Regions from separate parts of the Homo sapiens genome. Here region 2 is linked to region 1. A link is a contact called in ENCODE Hi-C or POLR2A ChIA-PET data. All regions are on one chromosome and are shown on one strand. Each heading gives the region's core, a stretch centred on a gene start or an enhancer-like site at or near the end of the contact. The rest is flanking DNA. Distances are from core to core; before and after follow the strand shown.

The links. A loop is a pair of places that touch in the nucleus more often than their neighbours do. ChIA-PET counts read pairs that join two places held with the same protein, here RNA polymerase II (POLR2A). Pooled maps may share reads with other maps.
Region 2: a loop to region 1 is called in a pooled map, with 2.3 times the contacts of the local background. The contact joins the promoter of ARMC12 here to the promoter of SRPK1 in region 1. A Hi-C loop is called at or near these places in 2 of 37 single-sample maps with no recorded cell type and 7 of 50 pooled maps. POLR2A ChIA-PET finds 5 or more read pairs at or near these places in 5 of 52 experiments (H1, MCF 10A, WTC11 and 2 more).

What each region holds. Positions count from the first base shown.
Region 1 is chr6:35,919,745-35,924,145 of GRCh38, forward strand. SRPK1 (SRSF protein kinase 1) reads right to left here and starts at 1,354. Exons shown (of 16, transcript NM_003137.5): 1 at 1,300-1,354; 2 at 724-784. The coding sequence starts at 1,312. RefSeq lists silencers at 1,017-1,606, 1,637-1,696.
Region 2 is chr6:35,734,836-35,738,919 of GRCh38, forward strand. It overlaps ARMC12 (armadillo repeat containing 12), which reads left to right and starts at 2,197. Exons shown (of 6, transcript NM_001286574.2): 1 at 2,197-2,436; 2 at 3,192-3,337; 3 at 3,549-3,683. The coding sequence starts at 2,274. LOC285847 (a long non-coding RNA gene) reads right to left here and starts at 2,112. Exons shown (of 10, transcript NR_027117.2): 1 at 2,006-2,112; 2 at 928-1,043; 3 at 245-529. RefSeq lists enhancers at 2,477-3,085, 3,086-3,694.

The DNA.
Region 1 (4,401 bases), core at 104-2,603:
TGGACATGTGGCGCTTAATACGCCAAACCAGAATCATCAATGTTTGTTAAAGAACTCTCCCGTTACTATTGTGATGTCCACTCCGGAAGATTATCTGCATCTGGTTGAGGTTTAGACAGAAGAGAAGCAGTTAACAGACACCGACTGTATACACAGCGGTCTGCCGGCACACTGCAAAAAAGCCGATACGCCTTACAGGCTCAGGAAGTTGACTAACCCAGGGAAAAGCCCCATGCCCTCCTCTATGAAAGGGAGTGTGTGGTTGGTAGAACCCAAAGTAAACACGGAAAAATTCATTCAAGAATTTCCTTAAGGCCTACCGTGAAGACGTCGGAGGCAAGTTAAGACGTTGGGGAGCAGGTAAGAGAGACCAGAGTTCAGAAACAGACCGATAATGATCTACCAGCTCCGGTGGGGAGGTCCAAGCTAGGGGAGTTTGTGCCTCCTCTGTGGAGTTGGGGAGGAAAGGTACCGGGCGGGCTCTGGTCCTCCTCCGACAGCCCTTTCCAGCAGGCCCGGGGCTGCTAAGACCCAGGCCTGGCGTTGAGCAACAGCAGCTCTCTTCCACATGGTTGCTGGAGAGCGACCCTCCGAGCTGCCCCGAGGCCATGTGGCTGCAGCCACAGGGTGCCCAAACCCGGTGCACGTTCAAGACGTGAAACCAGAGCAGAGAAGGTGCCGGAGGAAAATCCAAAGAATGGGATGTTGGGGTACAAGACTCACTTCCTTTGGGCTTTGTCCTTCTTGGCCTTGGTCCTTTTCTTTCGGGCCTGGAGCGCAAGCACTGCAGGAGAGAGGGATGGATGAAGGGCGAATGTGGAGGAAAGGAGGCGACCAAGGTGAGGGTGGAGACCCAGCAGGGGCGCCAGGCCCGGCTGCGGGGCCTGCCTCGGGGGCGGCTGCGGGCTCCGGCGAGGCGGCCGGCCGTGGGGCTGGCGGCCCACGGGGCGCAGAGCAGCGCCCGGGCGGGATGCGCCGGAGGGGTCTCAGGCCGGGTCAGGGGGCGGGCGGGTGGGGGTCTGCGTCGCCCGCCAAGGGCCGGGCCCTGGAGTGGCCCCAAGGCGCGAGCCGGCCTGGCGGGGAACAAGGGGCGGCTACGGCCGGCGCCAGAGGACGCCCGGACTGAGGGGCGCGGACCCGCAGCCCAGAGGCAGGGGGTGTGGGGCGGCGCCACCTCAGTGGAGGGGCGCCGCACGTCCGGGAACCGAACCGCGGCAGTTAAGCGAAGCTCCCGGCGCTGACCCGGGCCTCGCCCCGGCGACCATTGCCCCTCGTGGCGGAGGCCGCTCCACCGCTCACCTTTCCGCTCCATGGTGAGACCGGTAATCGCCAGGCGCCTGCGCACTCGAGTGGCGGCGACTCCCGCTCCCGCCGCGGCCCAAAACCGAGCCCGCTCACACTCCGCCCTCAGTCCCGCCCCACCCCCGCCCCACGATGCCGCGCGCTTGCGCGTTGGGCGCGGAGCCTACCACCTGCTCCCGAGGAGGGGGCGGCAAGGAGAGGGAGGGGGCGCAGCGGGGAGGAACGCCGGGGTGAACGTTGAAGGAGTGTTAGAGATCCAAGCTTGGAAACCTGGCAAGGTTAGTTTTGTTCTATTTGTTTAGAAAAGGCGCAGAGAGCGGCAGGGCTCTCTGCATGCTGCTGAGTCAGAGCTTCGGAGGCAACTGGGATCTGCCTCAGTTTCCTGGCCTGTAAAATGGATTAATCAGGCATGTCCCAGTTTCTCCTTCCCTGAGCTATTGTGAGCCCAGTTGAGATACTATTTAAAGAAAATGGAAAAAAATTACATGTGAGAAAGAAAAGGGAGTGGGAGCAACACAAAAAGACTGGAAGGAAAGAACCTGTGACCCTATTATCACTTGAAAAGTAAAAACTTCAAAAGTGAATTTTCTCTTGAAATTTCAAGTTTAAGTGAAAGCTGTAAAGGAAAGAAGGGGAAATGAGAATAAAAACGTTTAATGTTTTCTTATTCTACCACCTTCAATACATGATAAAGCTGTCTTGTTTATAAGTTTTTTTTGTTTTTATTTTCTAAGTGCATTATCTCATTTGATGTTTATGGCAACTTAAAGGCAAAATAGTTATTACTTCCATTACACAAAGACACTAAACTTAAGAGGGCCTGCCTATATGTTCAGAATCTTGGTGTACGACCCAGTTATTTAATCATGAAGCCCTTATTGTATAGCAGGCTCAGCAAAGTTTTTCTTTGGGCCGTACAGTAAATATTTAGGCTTTGTGGACCATAAGATCTCTTTCTCAGCTACTCAACTCTGCCATTGGAGCTCAAAAGCAGTCATAGAAAATATGGGCTGTGTTCCTATAAAGATTTATGTATGGACACTGAAATTTGAATTTCATATAATTTTCACGTCATAAAATGTTCTTCTATTGATTTAAACATGGTCTTTGTTAGGTTTTGAAGGGAAGGTGAGGGTTAAAGAAAGACAGAGAGAGCAGTCTTGCTCTGCTGCCTAGGCCGGAGTACAGTGGCATGATCTCGGCTCACTGCAGCCTGGACATCCAGGGCTCAAGTGATCCTCCCACCTCAGCCTCCCAAGGTGCTGGAATTACAGGTGTGAGCCACTGAGCCAGGCCCTTTTGATCTTTTTTCAACCGTTTCAACGGTTATTCTTATTTCAGATCTTAGTTTACCAACCCATGTTGTAAAGTACCGCAGCTGGACAGAGTGGAAGCTCTGAAGACCTTTGCTCTGAACAAGTAATTGAGAAGGGAAGATGAGAGGGCAATAGTACAGCACAAGTCAAGCATGGGGGCTTTGGCAGAACTTATTGAGCAAAGTAAGTAATTAAGCCCATCCAGAGAAGGCAGTTTTTGAGCTGGGTATTAGGAAATATGTAAGATTTCTATAGGTGGAGAAGGAGATGTCAGGCATTCCTGAATGAGAAAATACATTGAGCAAAAAGGCACAGACGTGGACACCTGTAGGTGGGGGCTAGGATTGGGGCTGGTAACAACTGAAGGGATGAAATGGAAGGTGAGGCTGGAAAGGCAGGTTAGCCAAATTTGAAATTTAGATAATTGATATATGTTGCATGGAACCTGAATGATAGCATGTCTGAGTATATTGCAAAAGAAGACAGTACCTGTTGGCCAAGGAAGGATGCAGCCCAGTCTATTCCCTGCTGTAAAGTTGAAAACAAAAGGAAGGTTAGGACAGACAGGGAAGCCCTAGACTCTGAGGGTTGTGTGAGTTCAGGATAACCGCGTGTGGTTTAGAAAAGACAGGGAGAGAGCTGATAGCTAGGAAAAATCCCAGAATTGGGAAAGTACTGCCCACCCCAAAGTAAACTGTTTGAGTGTAGAGACCCTGCTTAGGTTTTCCTTGATGTAAACTCAGTGCCTACACAGTGTTAGGCACTTAGTAGGTGCTCATATATTTGTCTAATAAAAGAATAAATGGGCCAGGCACAGTGGCTTATGCCTGTAATCCCAGCACTTTGGGAGGCCGAGGCGGGCAGATCACAAGGTTAAGAGATCGAGACCATCCTGGCCAACATGGTGAAACCTCATCTCTACTAAAAATACAAAAGTAGCCGGGCATGGTGGCACATGCCTGTAATCCCAGCTACTTGGGAGGCTGAGGCAGGAGAATCGCTTGAACCCGGGAGGCGGAGGTTGCAGTGAGCCGAGATTGCACCACTGCACTCCAGCCTGGGCAACAAGAGCAAAACTCCGTCTCAAAAGAAAAAAAAAAGAATAAATGATCTGCAGTTTATGAGAAATGTCAGGATGAAAGAGAGAGAAAACACTGAGAGGGACAATATTAGAGCTGTATTAAATCTGAATTGGTTATTGCAGACCCATCAAAAAGGAAATATGTTCAGCTTGGCATGATACAGTCGTACCTATCCTGACTCTGAGTAGGCTATTGCTTCTCTAAGAGCTTACTAACCATCTGTTTAATAACTCGTTTTCAGAATTTTTCCAGAGTCAATGTGAAGTTCACTGGACTGAGTTCCCAGAATTGACCATTTCTCTTTTTTTTCCATCTGTTTTTCTCTATTCCTCCATCATGCTTTGGCTCTCCACTTTTTCTAAGACCTCTATAACTGTTCATGTAAGCACGTTTGTTCATTTCCCCTATTCTACAACCATCCCCTTTTTGTGCATTTTGCTTGAAATGTAACTTTAAAAATAGTTTCTTCTCCCAAGTTTGCAGAGCTTGGCCTATTCTGGACTTTTAACTTTCCAGAATTTTTTTTTTTCTTTGACAGGGTCTCACTCTGTCACCCAGGCAGGAGCGCAGTGGCGAAATCTTTCCTCACTGCAACCCGGGCTCAAGCAATTTTTTCACCTCAGCCTCCCCAGTAGCTGGAACTACTACAGGCACATGCCACCATATCCACTTGATTTTTGTGTTTTTTATAGAGATGGGGT
Region 2 (4,084 bases), core at 947-3,446, 180 kb before region 1:
TATTCCCAAGAAAAGATGGTCAATGGACTTTATGCCAACAAATAGACATTCCTTTGTCTTTAATTTTTTTGTTGTACTGTGGACTAGTAAAAATGTCACTCTAGGAATGACTCTGCCTCTAATCTCTCTGAATCATTTGAAGGCAGAACCAGAAGAAATGGGCCTTAGGTGTGGCAGGAGGGAGTTAGGTTGCAGCCAAGAAAGAACACTTTTTGGAGGTCTTTAAAGAACAGGTGAGCCTTACCTGTGCTTAGGAAGTGAGGGTTGCAGAATCGGCTCCATGGGATGGAGGGGCCAGTAACTCTGGGTCCCACCCTGGAGAAGGGCAGAGCAAGGACCTTGTCTTGAGGGATTTATTCTCAGATCCACCAAAGTAGCCTGGGAACCTAAATGACAGTTCCCATCAGGCAGCCGTTTTCTGCTCGGAGTTCAGTGGAGATGCGATGGGGTTGCATGGCAGTGGGGAGGCTTCCATGGGCTTCTACTCACCCCTCACCACAGGGAGTTCATGTAGTCACCCACCTTGGGGCTAAATAGAGTGCCAGGAATGATGACCCTTGAGGAGGGCTGAGGACAGGAATAGAATGGCCACCCAGGAGTGTTGCTTGTTCCCTGCCTGCTGCCTAGGGTGTACTGGGCCAAGGCTCTGAGTGGGCAGGCCTGGCTGGCCGCAGCATCATTGGAGATGCTGTTTCCCTACCTCCTTCCATCCTGGGTGCAGCCCAGGACCCAGAGCCTTCTGTCCCAGTTCTCCCAAAAAGGGATCAGGGCCAGGTAGGTGAACACCTGTTCTGGTGCAGCATGCTCAGCACTGGCTGTGGGCGTGGCCCTAGTTTGGAGCTGGCCACTTGCCTGTTCTGCAACAGAGAGTGGGGACAGAAGTTGCGGGGAGACCCTGGTGGGGAAGAGGGAAGGGTCTGGTCTCACCTGCCCCATCCTAGTGGTGGGGATCAAGACCTCCACAGGTGGGCTCACATCCTCTGGGGTGGTGGCATCTTCTGACTCCAGAGGACCTCACAAGCCGCCTCATATCCCTGGGGAGGCTGAGAGGTGATACTTCCAAATTTAGCTGAAAGGCACAGACTTACCCACATTTTAATCCTGGAGTTTTAGAATGGTAAATCCGAATCCCTTTAGGTTACAAATGCAGAAACAGACTAAGGCAAAGGCGATCCCTTTCTCCTCCAAGGTCACTCTGGTTAGAAGGGTCTGGAGCCCCAGTTACTAGATGCTGTCATTGTTCTGCCGCCAAGTCCTTAAAGAATGGCAGAACATGACTTAAACCACCTGCTAAGTACAAGATTCTATGCTGGAGATGCAAAGGTAGCTGTCCTCAAGAGCACTTTGTCAAACAGGTAAACTTCAGGGCAACATGCAGATGCTGGAAAAGGGTGGATTTGCCTCAAGAGTCTGTGCATGCTTTCTAAGATACTCCCCTCCTTTTCATCCTCTGATGCGGGGAGGGAACCCTACCTGAAGAAACACCCCAAGGCCCAGGGGTAGATCTAGGGTGGAGAGATCACATATGGGAGGGCCCGGAAAGAAAAGGAACAGGGTTGTCAATGGGCATACCCCAAACACCTCACCCAGAAATGCCCTAAGGCCCCAGCCCGGAAATGGACCTCTGCTGCCCTCTAATGGTGGAAAGGCAGCCTCTGGAGCTACCTGCTGGGGTCCCCCCTTAAAGAAGAGGAGATGTGAAGGACACTTCTGCCCTCTCCCCTTTTATTCCCCTTCTGTCTTATGCTTCATCTCCTGTGGTCTCTAAAGCAGAACCTTCTCTTTTTTTTTTTGAAATGGAGTCTTGCTCTGTCGCTTAGGTTGGAGTACAGTGGCGTGTCAGCTCACTGCAACCTCAACCTCCCAGGCTTAAGCGATTCTCCTGCCTCAGTCCCCTGAGTAGCTGGGATTACATGTGTGCGCCACAATGCCTGGCTAATTTTTTTGTATTTTTAATAGAGACAAGGTTTCACCATATTGGCCAGGCTGGTCTCGAACTGCTGACCTCAAGTGATCTGCCTGCCTTGGCCTCCCAAAGTGCTGGGATTACAAGTGTGGGCCATGGTGCCTGGCCCCATCTGTTCTCGAGCACTCCTGGCTGCCCCATTTCCTGACCACTGCCCTCCATCCCATTATCTCCCCAGTTTCCTTTGTTGCCTAGGTTCCAATTCTGGTACCCTGGTTCCTGACCCTGCCAGAGTTCTGGTTCCGGAAGGCCCCCCACAGGTGCCTTGGGCCTAGCTCTCACCTGGGCCCAGGGCAACACTGAAGACATGGGCAAGAGCATCCCCCAATACCTGGGGCAACTGGACATCCGCAAAAGCGTAGTCAGCCTGGCCACAGGCGCCGGGGCGATCTACCTGCTCTACAAGGCCATCAAGGCTGGCATAAAATGCAAACCACCCCTCTGTAGCAACTCACCCATCTGCATCGCCCGTGAGTGTCCGGGCCCTGGGGAGAGGGCTCTGCCCCAGGAGGCACCTGCTCCCGAGGCCTCTGCTGTGGGAGGGCCCAAAGGTGATGCCTCCAAGTTCCTCTTTCCTTTGTCTTTCTCTTGTCCATCTTCCTCAAGCCCACCCTGCAGCGTCCTAGGCAAGGCCCTGCCAGAGATGCTAGCTCAGGGTCCCTGGATCTCACTCAAGTGGATCCTCAGACTCATCTGGCAGGTCTCCAAATACTACATTTCCTCTGGCTCCCAGGATTCCACTTCTTGGAAACTTGGTGTCGGCAGCTCCCCCCATCCCTTTTCTGCCCTAGGAACGTGAGGCTTTAAGGAAAGGGAAGATTGGAGGACTTACTATATGCCCAGAGCTTCCACTAGTCCACATGTTCTTTTGTGCAGAGTAGGAAAATGAGCCCCTTCTGCAAGACTCTTTATTGCCATCTGCTGGAATATCATTGCCACATACTGGTTATGATGAAATACTACTTGTTACCGCCATATGCCAGACAGTTGTTAGAGTAAATGGACAAATCTATGATGGTACGTTATGGACAATACAACATTAGATAGGGTGCCCTTGTGCAGTAAACATTCGTTCAACTGTACATGGTGGTCCTGCATATGGCGAGAAGGCTTCTCCGAAAAGGCAAGGCAGCCTTGTCCCCAAGTCCCTGTCCCCTACTTCCCAACCCCATTCTTTCATCACTTCTGAGTCCACAGCCTGAACTGGGCTGGGGTGGCTGTCTAGGCCTGGCAGTCGAGCGAGAGCGGCACGGGCGGGACTCAGGTGAGCTCCGGAGGCTCCTCAACTCTTTGGAGTGCAAACAGGATGAGTATGCCAAGAGCATGATCCTGCACAGTATCACTCGCTGTGTGTACTTGCTGGAGGCTGAGGTAAGGGAAGCAGGAGGTCCCCCCTAGCCGGCCTGGCCCCTGGGGGTTACGGCCGATCCCTGCCCCTGGAATGGCCAGACTATATCCTGGGACCTCTCTCTGGCTGATAGCGGTGGGGGGGGGGTGTGCGGAGGGATCTTGGTGACATGGGGGGCAGTGGGCCCAGAACACCCGCTTCTCCTGCCTCTTCCATCTCTCCCCAATACTCCAGGCCTCTGCTTGTACTACGGATGACATCGTGTTGCTGGGCTACATGCTGGATGACAAGGACAACAGTGTCAAAACCCAAGCTCTGAATACACTTAAAGCTTTCTCTGGCATCAGAAAATTCAGGCTCAAAATCCAGGTGAGCCCAGGGATGCGTGGTGGGGCATGCAGGATGTCTATAGTCCTTAAGTCCTTTAATTGCCATAGGATAAATGGTCATGTTCCAGAAGTTTGTTTGGGTGTGAATTTGTAACCCAGAAATAAGTGGGAAAACGGTGGTCAGATTCCCAGCAGGGTCATGAAGGCCTTTGAATTTCAGGATGAAACTGAATTGAGGCACTAGTGGTATCTCTCAACCCCAAAGAGAAGGACCCCCACTACCCCACAAGCTCCCTACCACTGCCACGTTTTTTCTGACACCAATTCCCAACACTGGCTGGGTGTTCAACAATTCAATTCAGTTCAGACACTATCCATAGTTAGGGCAGACTTCACAGGTTAAGGGCTGAGTCCCCCAAGACTTCCCCCCGACTTCAGGTA